2 separate regions of the Mus musculus genome follow, and region 2 is linked to region 1. Evidence: chromatin contacts called from ENCODE Hi-C or POLR2A ChIA-PET data. All regions are on one chromosome and are shown on one strand. Each heading gives the region's core, a stretch centred on a gene start or an enhancer-like site at or near the end of the contact. The rest is flanking DNA. Distances are from core to core; before and after follow the strand shown. Region 1 holds the start of Brwd1 (bromodomain and WD repeat domain containing 1). Region 2 holds the start of Hmgn1 (high mobility group nucleosomal binding domain 1).

Evidence for each region. Hi-C counts contacts between places; a loop is a spot of excess contacts on that map. ChIA-PET counts read pairs that join two places held with the same protein, here RNA polymerase II (POLR2A).
Region 2: a map of gastrocnemius shows a loop between it and region 1 (9-fold over the local background). The contact joins the promoter of Hmgn1 here to the promoter of Brwd1 in region 1. A Hi-C loop is called at or near these places in 13 of 37 maps with a recorded cell type or tissue (gastrocnemius, heart and left cerebral cortex). POLR2A ChIA-PET finds 5 or more read pairs at or near these places in 4 of 5 experiments (Patski and embryonic stem cell).

What each region holds. Positions count from the first base shown.
Region 1 is chr16:96,079,758-96,084,730 of GRCm38, reverse strand. It overlaps Brwd1 (bromodomain and WD repeat domain containing 1), which reads left to right and starts at 2,303. Exons shown (of 42, transcript NM_145125.3): 1 at 2,303-2,477; 2 at 2,551-2,609; 3 at 2,724-2,753; 4 at 2,858-2,917. The coding sequence starts at 2,429.
Region 2 is chr16:96,124,138-96,129,381 of GRCm38, reverse strand. It overlaps Hmgn1 (high mobility group nucleosomal binding domain 1), which reads left to right and starts at 1,657. Exons shown (of 6, transcript NM_008251.3): 1 at 1,657-1,792; 2 at 1,921-1,950; 3 at 2,042-2,071; 4 at 2,179-2,229; 5 at 4,537-4,659. The coding sequence starts at 1,778.

The sequences.
Region 1 (4,973 bases), core at 1,054-3,553:
TTGGTCTATATAAACATTTAAAGGAACTGGGGGGATGTTTTAGTGGTCAATAACACTTCACCTTCCAGAGGACCCGGTATGGCACAAGGGAATATTCACATCAGAATGTCAAATAAACTGTTCTAGTTATGGATCTTAACGATTTAACTTTTCAGTCTATGTGAATGTCTGCTTTGCCAGTTTGTGCATATGTGTATCACCTGCAGGTCAGCAGAGGGAGCGATAGAGGGTTGTGAGCCATTGTGTGGTTGCTGGGACTTGAACTCAGGTCCTCTGGAAGAACAGTCAGTGCTCTTAGCCGCTGGGCCATCTCTCCAGGCCCTATCTTTATTACTTTGACTATGGCTTGTGAGCCTACTGCCAGTAGGTTCCCTTGGTGCTACACCAAGTCCATCTCTTTATCCTTATGGCTACAGTTCCAGTGGGTCCTCTTTGATTTACTCTCTCAGGTTTACTAAGTAATATTTTTCTGTATCTTGGTCTCAACTTGCAACCTCTCCTTGACTGGAACGTTCCAGTTTTCCCATTTTCAGCTGGAGACTCTCTGGTTGTGTCCATCAGTCACCCCGAATACTTGAACTAAACCTGTTTTAAAGGGTCTCATGTACCTTGGGGCTCTCCTCAAGCCGTGTGGATAATCATGTCCGTGAACTTCTGAACCTCTGGCCTCTGCCTGTGCTGGGATTAGTGGGTGCTTTGTTTCTGTGCTGCTCTGGATCAAACTCAGGCAAGCCCCCGAGTAAATGACAGAGTTCTTTGGCTTTCTCCTTCAGTTGCATGACATCCCCAGAGGAGTGAAAGTTCCATACCTTTCCCTCAGGCAAGTTGGTTTTTATCCCAGTGCCCTAAATCTTATCACTATAGTTCACCTTTCCCTTAAAGGACGCCAAACTGTTTCCATGGGAACGGTGGAGTTTACTGTTCCATTTTATCTTACCACTTGGTGTTTGCTGAGTTAGGATTACTCTGAATAGGTGGGCCATCTACATATTCATATGTACTTTCCATGTAATTAATGAAAGTCAACTCAGAGGCTGGAAATGCGTATTAGTTCATAAAATCCTTGAGCTCTGGAAGGAGCCGCACTGTTGGCTACAATTTACAGATAAGGCCAATTGAGACAGAGGTTAAGTGATTTGCCTAGGATCATACACCTGATAGTTGGAGCCAGTCTAAGGTTCACTGCCCGGGCACGACTGGGACACCTCGTTCTGCCTCCGCACGCAGGCACTAGAATGACTAGCTGGTACAACGCCTTGGTCACAAGACAGGACTCCTACAAATGACCTTGCTCGGTCAGCCCTTCGCAGGGGCGCAGGGGTTAAGAAAAGAATGCGGAGCCACCCTAGCACTATGTCCTAAGCCTAAGGAAAAGAAACAGCCGAACCACCCTAGACTCTTTATAGACACAAACAATTCCCTTGCCGCACCCTAGCCCGCGACAGGAGCTCGCTTTCCCGTTGGAAGACGACTGTCTTTTGGTGTTTGGGAATAAAGAGCCGAGGTCGTTTGAGGTCAGGCCTCTTTTTCTGACTCTCTGCTGCCCGATAAATCTAACAATGGCCATGTTTAGTTCTGTTCTGCACTCTACGTCAGAGCTTGTCAGCGCACACTGGACGTGGTGAAACAGATCCGGTTGGGTCAGGAGCCTAGAGCGGTAATTAGGGGGATTTTTCTGTAACTCTTCCACCCCTCCAACAAAACGACTGACACTTGTGGCCGCAGCCCGTTTCCCACGGGCCCTCTGAGTTCCCGTCAAGTCATCGCGGACTCCCAGATTCCGTCACCCGTACCGGGCATCTTTAACCCATCGCGGGGCGCGGGACGCGGGGCGGCGGGAGGTCGGGAGGGCAGCGGGTAAGGTGGTGTCGCAGCCTCCGCTCTGGGTTCAGCCACCCTCCTGCAGAGCTCCTCCCCAGCCTCAGGGTCTTCAGGCCCAGCCCAGGTGACCGTCCTCCCAGGCTCCGCCCTGCCCTGCCCCGCCCCGCCCCCTCCACTCCAGCTCGCCGTACCGCCTCCGCCGCCGCACAAAGGCCGGCGGCCGCCTCACCGCGCGCAGGAATCCGGCCACGCGCGCCCCAGCCCCCCCACCCCCCGCCCCGCGGACGCAGCCCCGGCTGGCTCGCCGCCCCCTTTTGCGCTTCACGCCCCCGACGCACAGGACGCCGAGGCGAGGCCCGCCTCCCAGCCAAGGAGCCACATCCGCGTCGTGCCACGCCGCCGGCTCCCCGCGGGGGGACTACTTCGCTCCCCGCCCCTCGGTCCCGCGCGACTTCCTGCCGCGGACGCGTCGGTGCGCGGCGCGCACGGCATGGCGGCGGCGGCGCGCGCCTGAGGAGCTGGGGGTACGCCGGCCCGGTCAGGCCTCGGCGCGGCCTACGCGCTCCACTTGTTCGCTGGTCCGCTCGCTCCCGCCCGGCGCCCCGCCATGGCGGAGCCTTCGCCGGCCCGACGTCCGGTGCCTCTCATCGAGTCGGGTAAGACACGGCCGCGCGTCCCCTGCCCGGTGTCGCGCAGCCGCCGCTGACCGTCCCTGTCTTCTCCCCGCAGAGCTGTACTTTCTCATCGCCCGCTACCTCTCAGCTGGCCCGTGTCGCCGAGCGGCGCAGGTGAGTGCCGGCTGGGCGAGCGGGCGGGCGGGCGAGCGAGCGAACCGGGGGCGAACGAACCGGGGGTGAGCGGGGCAGCTGACGGGGTCTGACCGCGCGTCTTCTCTGCCGCAGGTGCTGGTGCAGGAGCTGGAGCAGTACCAGGTCGGTCCGCCGCCCCCGCGTCCCCGTCCCCGCCCCCGCGTCCCGGTCCCGCCCGGCCTCCCGGCCGCGGTGGTCACCCGGACGCCTTTCGTGTCTCATTCCAGCTGTTGCCGAAGAGGTTGGACTGGGAGGGCAACGAGCACAACAGGAGCTACGAGGAATTGGTGAGCAGCTCCCGCGTCCTCCGCGCGCCCGCGCCCCCCAGCCGGGTCTCTGCTCCCCTGCGGGCGCCGCGGGGCCGCGCCCGGGGGTGGTCTCTGGTGGTCCGGCGTCCCGGGGCGACGGGCCCGACCCCCGAGGGCTCGCGGTGGCGGGGTGGGGGGCGGGATTTGGCAGAAAATGGTTTTGGGGGCGGTGCCGGGCGCAGGCGGGGGCGCCCCTGGCTCGCGGCCGGGCTGGGGCTCCAGGTGCGGCCGCCAGCCACTGAGAGGGGCGCTCTCATCTCTCTCCCTTCCCGATTTGTAACTCGAGCTCTCATTGGTCTCTCCTTTCTCTGCCCCGCCCAGACTTTCAGACCTCTTGTTCCCCAGGAATAGAGAGAGAGTCCTTAGTCTCCCAAGGTGGAGAAATGGCCCCTTCCTGTACTGTACTCCCTTCCTCTGTAGGATCGCACAGAGTTCTCCGTGGTGAATATGTCAGTGCGGCACCCCTGCTTCCCCGACCCGTGCACTGTGTGTTGACTGCCTTTAGAAAGTTGGCTCACACTTGATCTTGCTGTATGTAGCGGTTCAGGCTTTAAGTTGACATCCGTCAGTCGGTGTATTTATTTTTTGAGACAGGGTGTCATTACGTACCACTGTCTTGCCTTGAACTCGGGTAGGCCAGGCTGGCCTTGAATTCATTTCCTGCTTCTGAGAGCTCGGACTAAGCTCTCAGAAGCAGTTGTGTGTGCCTGTCTTAACATTTCCGAGGAGTGGTAACTTGCGGATTACATTTATTTTCCTTTGCCTTATTTTCCCTACTTGCTTAGAGGTTCTTGTGTATAGTTGAGTTTTATCCAGGTAACAGAGGCTTTGGGTGTTTATCGTTAACGAAGCACAAATGTTGCAGGAGAATATCTTCGACAATTTTAAGATAAAAGACTCACACTGAGCATATTGGTTACAGAAGGTTGAGATGAGTGTGTGCTGTTGATGTTTGGCTGCACAGCCCCGTTTGGCTTGGACTTGCAGTCCTGCTTCACTCATCCTCTGCTGGGTCGGGATTACAGGAGAGCTCACTGACTTCACCATGTGTCCAAGACCAGTAGTGAACAAAAAGTCAGCCAGGGCGTCAGTCATGCATGTGGGCAGTTCATTCTCTATACCTTGTTTTCCAGGGCTAAGGAGTTAACTGGATAACTAGAGGGCTCAGCAGAACAGGGCAGGAGTGCTAAAGCAGCGGTTCTCAACCCACGGGACCCACCCTTTGGGGGGGTTGCATGTCAGATATCGACATTGCAGTTCATAACAGTAGTAAAATTACAGTTAAGTAGCAACGAGAATAACTATGGTTGGGGGTCACCCCAACATGAACTGTGCAGGGCTGCAGGGCCGCGGCGTTAGGAAGGCTGAGGACCACTGGTCTAGAGCCTCTACCATTGTCCTTTCCACAGCCAGGTGTTGGCCGTGACAGGTGCAGTTGCTGAGTAAAACGGGGTTGCTGGTTTGTTGTTTAATTTGACTTTTGAGAGTTATTTTTAAGAAGCAAATGTTCAGGTGGGTAAGATGACTTATCTATAAAACTACTTTCTGTTACCCCTAACGATGTGAGTTTACTCCTGGGGACCCCGAGTGGAGGAGGGAGAGATCCTACTTCCACAAGTGGGCCTCTGCATTCCACCCTCAAGCCATGGCACACATGTACAGGCATGCAATGCCCTTTTCTTTTGTCTTTTTTGTTTTTTTGTTTGTTTGTTTGTTTTGACAGGGTTTCCTCTGAGTAGTTTGTTTTTTCCCTCCCCCTGACACCACCTACCTCTTTTTTTTTTTTTTTTTCAGTGTTTCTCTTTGTAGCCCTGTCTGTTCTAGAACTTGCTTTATAGACCAGGCTGGCCTCAGATTCAACATAGATCCACCTGCCTCTGCCTCCCAAGTGCTGGGATTAAAGGCGTGTGCCACTATGCCCAGCCAAGTCTGTTTTCTTCTGTATGAAATTTTAAAAGGTTTGTAGGATGGGTAGGTGCTGGAATGTGAATCCAATCTGTCTCCTAGTGCTGTACCCACAGGCAGGGTTTAACCA
Region 2 (5,244 bases), core at 408-2,907, 45 kb before region 1:
GCAGGGGTTCCTCCATCTTACATGTGAGTGTGACAGGGCAGGGGTTCCTCCATCTTACATGTGAGTGTGACAGGGCAGGACAGGGCAGAGCTTCTTTCATCTGTAGTCTTGCTCAGGCCATGTCAGGTTTAACTAGAATTTGATCTCCTTGATGGAGAATCCTGTAGAAAACTGCCCAACTCTATTCCAGGACCAGAGGCCAAGACGCCCCCAGCTAACTTACCTTAGCTGCTCTTTAACTGCTTGCTTCTGCAAACCTCCCCTGCAGCTACAGAGGGAGACAACAGGATATAACTTTTGCTTCTAAAAGCCCCTTGGTCTAAATGCTCCAGGCTACACTTAAACCCTGAATACCTGAGAATAGCCGCTGGAATAGACTTTGTCATTTGAGACATTTTCTCTATGTGGCCCTGGCTATCCTGGGAAAGAAAGACTTCCAATTGGCTATAAACTGTGTCTGAGTGGTCATCTCTGGTGGGCTTCCCGGAAGGGCAAACTTTATTTTTAAGAGGGTAAAATCAGGAGATTAAAACACCAAAGGACAGGAAGTGCATTTGGTTTTAACTCCAGTGGTGTCAATGTCTTTCCCCCACTAGTTGGGGTAGGACCTCACAGTCTTAATTCAGTCTGGCATGCATGAAAAGATGGGACCACAGATGAAGGGAACGGGGTCGCGGCTCAAACGACAAAGAGTCACTGCTGCAAGCCATCTAATCCCAGGAACACAGCAGTGGGCCTTTGGGGAAACAAGGGTTTACTGGGTAGGGGGATTAAAACGTTTGTGTAAAAATCTTAAACGGTGCAAGAGATAAAGATTCGAATTCCCTGTCCTAAATACAAGTTTTATGGTAGGCAAAGACATATATGATAATTCTTACAATTGAGCAGCAGTAATACGGCTGCGGGTGGGACTCTTGTACCCAGCCCGCTATCTGCATTCTTGAGGTATACTCAATATTAACTGCCTTCCATAAACAAAAGGTGCAATCTGGAAGTCGGAGCTAGACCCGACGCCGCTGCGCGAAGGACTGGGTCTGTAAAGGGCCGATGTGATTCCTGCACACAGTTGAACACAGGACGGAGGGGTCCATGCAGTGGGGAGGGCAAGAGCCCGAGACAGCTGCAAGACCTAAAACAGACATAGTTACCTAAAAATAGGCTAGTAAAGGCGCGTAGGACAGCCTGAGTCTGCGCGACCGGCCCGCGCGCGCCTGCGCACTGCTGGCTGCGCCTGTGCCCTCCCGGGCGAATGGCAAATCACGCCTAGGCACTGCTGAACCCGAGGGGTCCGCGGGTGGACTCCGCGGGCGGGCGCCTGGGGTCCGGAGCATTGTGGGAAAGCGATGCTGAGGCCACGTGACACGCCCCCACTTATCAGCGCGCAGGCCGCACTTTTGCTGTCGGCTTCAAACAAACTACCTAGCGGGGTCGGGCGACTCCGGCCCGCCCCTCGGCCGGGGTCGCGCCCGCAGGGGTGGGGGGCCAGGGGGCGGGGCGATGCGGCGGAGTGACAGCTCGCCGTGCCTATTCGGGAGCAAGGGCTGGGGCGCTGGCGCGCGCGGTGGGCCTAGACAGCCAATGGAGGCTGGGGGCGGCCCGGCTGGCGGGGAGGCGCGGGGGGAGAGGGGGCGGGCTCCAATCCGGTTCCATCCGGTTCTCCCACCGCCCCCGCGACGGGTCGCAGCAGTTCGTGTGGTGGTGGCGGCGGCGGCTTGGCAGTGCGGCTCCTCGGTGACAGATCCGACGACGCACGCGTCTCCCACCCCGCGCCGCCACGATGCCCAAGAGGAAGGTGAGTGCGGCGGGGCCGCGGCGCCCGCAGGGTTCGGGTCTGAGGGGCTCTGGAATCTTCGCGGGGTGCGGGCGGCTGGGCGTGACGTCACGCGGCCGCATTGTTCTCCGCTGTGCTTTCTCCTGCAGGTTAGCGCGGATGGAGCCGCCAAGGCGGAGGTGAGTGCGGGCCTCGGGTGGGCCGGGCGGATCGGGGCGGGCGGTGGGGTGCCGCTCACATGCGCTGCTCACCCCGTCTTTCTCTCCGCAGCCCAAGCGCCGCTCCGCGAGGCTGTCGGCCGTAAGTACCGCGCTCGGTCCGGGCCGGGACGGGAGCGAGCGGGCCGGGCCCAGCTCGCCCGCTCAGCGCCTCACACCCCCTTCTTTTATTAATTTATCTCTTGCCAGAAGCCCGCCCCTGCCAAGGTGGACGCGAAGCCGAAAAAGGCCGCGGGAAAGGTAGGTTTCGAAAAGGTGTCCAGGCAGGCCGCTTAGTTGAGGTTGTTCTAAGTGTTGGGGAGGTTTCTGGAAGGTGGGTGGGGGCGGCATGTAGTCCGTTCGCTCATCCGCAGCGACATGGCCTTTGCAGACGACCTGAGTTCAGTTCCCAGCACCCACAGGACAGCTCAGAAACATCCGTCCCTCCAGTTCCCAGAGGATCCGTGCCCTTTTCTGATTCCCAGCAGCAGGTACACGGTGCACATACGTACATGCAAAACACAAAAACTCAAGAGCCTGTATGAGCCGAAGATGACTCACTGGTTAAGAATGCACAATGCTCTTACAGAGGGACCTGAGTCTCTTGAGTGACAGCTCCAAGGGATAAGAGGATCTGATAACCTCTTCTGGCTTCTGCAGACACAGCCCGAGCATGCACAGACGCATAAGTATGCACGTTGTTTAAAAGTAAAGTTTCCCCGCCCAGGACGTTTTATGGAGCAGAGTAAAAATGGAGGAACTGTTTTCCCCATAGTTAGTTGGCGTTTTACCTTAAATGTTTGTGTGTATTTTGCCTGTGTGTGTGGGTAGGTGCATTTTGGAGGCCAAAAGAGGACTTAGAGTTAATAGTTTGGAGCTGCCAAGTGAGTGCTGGGAATTGAACCTGGATCCTCTGGGAGAGCAGCTGAGTACTTAACTTAGCCAGGGAACCGTCTATCTCTCAAGTCATAGTTTGTGATCTTTTCAAATACAGCTTCAAGGAATGGTGGTAATGTGGACTAGACTTTCTTGGGCTAGAGCAGGGCAGCAATCCTGACATGAAGACTGCCTGAGGGTCTAAGGAGTGTCTGTATATTTCTGTCCCCCGTCTCTTCTGTATGTATAAACTTGGGCATTCGTACCTATTTCCCTCTAATGTTTTTGTTTATATTTTGAGCTGCTTATAAAGTTTAAGATAAGAGCAGTTTAGGCTTGACTTAAGTAGGTTTGCTGCAGCAATTAACCATTTTCTTCTTTTGGGCAATGAGTTGGTAAGTGTTTTGTCTTTCCTTTTGCCTGCCTTCCAGTCCCTCTTACCTAATGGGGTGACATGCATGCATCCTGACACCTGGCCACCATGCTTAAGAAACAGATTTCCTTTGGCTTTCCCAAAGAAAAACTTGGGAGAAGGGCTTCATTTTTATATTTCCGCTAAACTTTTATGCCTAGTTTCTTTAATTACCTAACTAGTAGTATACACTTGGGTCACTCTTTAGAAGTAAACATTTCAAAGGCTTAATCATACATATAGCTTACAGGTATCTTATGTATACATATTTGGGAAGGTGGGCTTTCATGTGTGGCCCTAACTAGCCTCGAACTCAAGAGAGCTTTGCTTGCCTCTTTCGAATTAGTGCTGGGATTAAAAGTGCATCATTACACAGAGCCCAGGCATTTTATGCTTTTTTGCTGGTGCAGGGATCATACCCAAGTGGGCATCTGGCAATAATGGATAAATAGCCACTCTACTATAAGGTGCTACACACAGACACACACACATTGTTACACCGTGGTTTGCTTGTTTATATTGAGACCCTTTAAGGTGTGAAATCACCAGTACCCATAGGGGGTTTGGCTTTTATTGCATTTGCTTATTGGAGTGCTCTTATGCCACAGCCTGTGCAGATCAGAACTGTTCATTCTCACTTCCATGTACATGTGGAGAACTCAGGTCTTAGGCTTGATGTTTAAGTTATGTCCTCATGAGCTGGGCAGTGGTGGCGCACGCCTTTAATCCCAGCACTCGGGAGGCAGAGGTGGATTTCTGAGTTCCAGGACAGCCAGGGCTACACAGAGAAACCCTGTCTCAAAAACCAAAAAAAAATAAAAACCCAAAAGTTATGTCCTCATGATAATATCTATGCCTTACAGATTCTTTAAGCAAATAAAAATAACTCAAAAATTGATTTTTGTAGTTATCAAGCAAGGAAGAAACTGGCAGATAGCATGACTTACAGGAAGGTGCATGAAGGCAAATAGTCTTCCATGTGTGGGTACAAGTCTTGTCAAGCCAGTGGCTGTTGTGTGGCAACTAGATTATTCATGCTTAAAAGAATTTGAGGACCGGTAGGGTTACAAGCCTTTGCATTAATCTCTCGTGTGTGGTGATGGTGCTGTGGAGAAGTGCAGCGCAGGCTTAAGGTTTAATCCCAGCTAATGACAAGATTTAGAAGTCCTCAGCATACACTGTGTCCTTGTTGGGGTGGATCTCAAATTGTCTAATATGGAGGCTGTGTGAGGTGTCAAGATATCCGAAAAGTTTATAAAATGTCTCTTCTCTTGTTTTAGGATAAAGCATCAGACAAAAAAGTGCAGATAAAAGGGAAGAGGGGAGCGAAGGGCAAACAGGCTGACGTGGCTGACCAGCAAACCACAGAGCTGCCTGCAGAAAATGGAGAGACGGAAAACCAGGTCAGAAGCGTGCGCAGGGGGGCACTGATTCTGCACCGCAGATGTTAAATTGGCTCTTTTGTGTAGCAGATTAAGTTTTTATGGGAATTTTTCTGTACAGTTCTCCATGAATAGGCAGCACAATAATGAACTGTGTTTTATTTGAACTTGTACAAATTAGTGAGAGTAAATAAGAGATTTACCTATGTCAATTTCATTGCAATAGGATGTAGAGCTCATAGAGGTTTTCCCTCGTGTCTTTGTAAGGCTGTGTGGGAACAGGTGAGCTGGTCTCTGCCTTACATTGCAATAGTCAGCTTGCTGTGGTCTCTGAGGCTGCTCTCATGCTAGGATCCTAGTTTGTATATTCTGGGTGCACAAATTATTAGTTATTCCAGTTATGGCAAAAGTAACAGTTTTGTTTTGTCTGAAAAGTAGTTGGTAGTTTAGGGCTGAGTGATAACTTGGTTTGGAAAAATAACAATGATTTCTGTGTTTTTTGTTTTCAAGACAGGGTTTCTCTATGTAGCCCCTGGCTGAGTTAGAACTTGCTCTGTAGCCCAGGCTGGCCTCAAACTCTGCCTGCCTCTGCCTCCCAAACGCTGG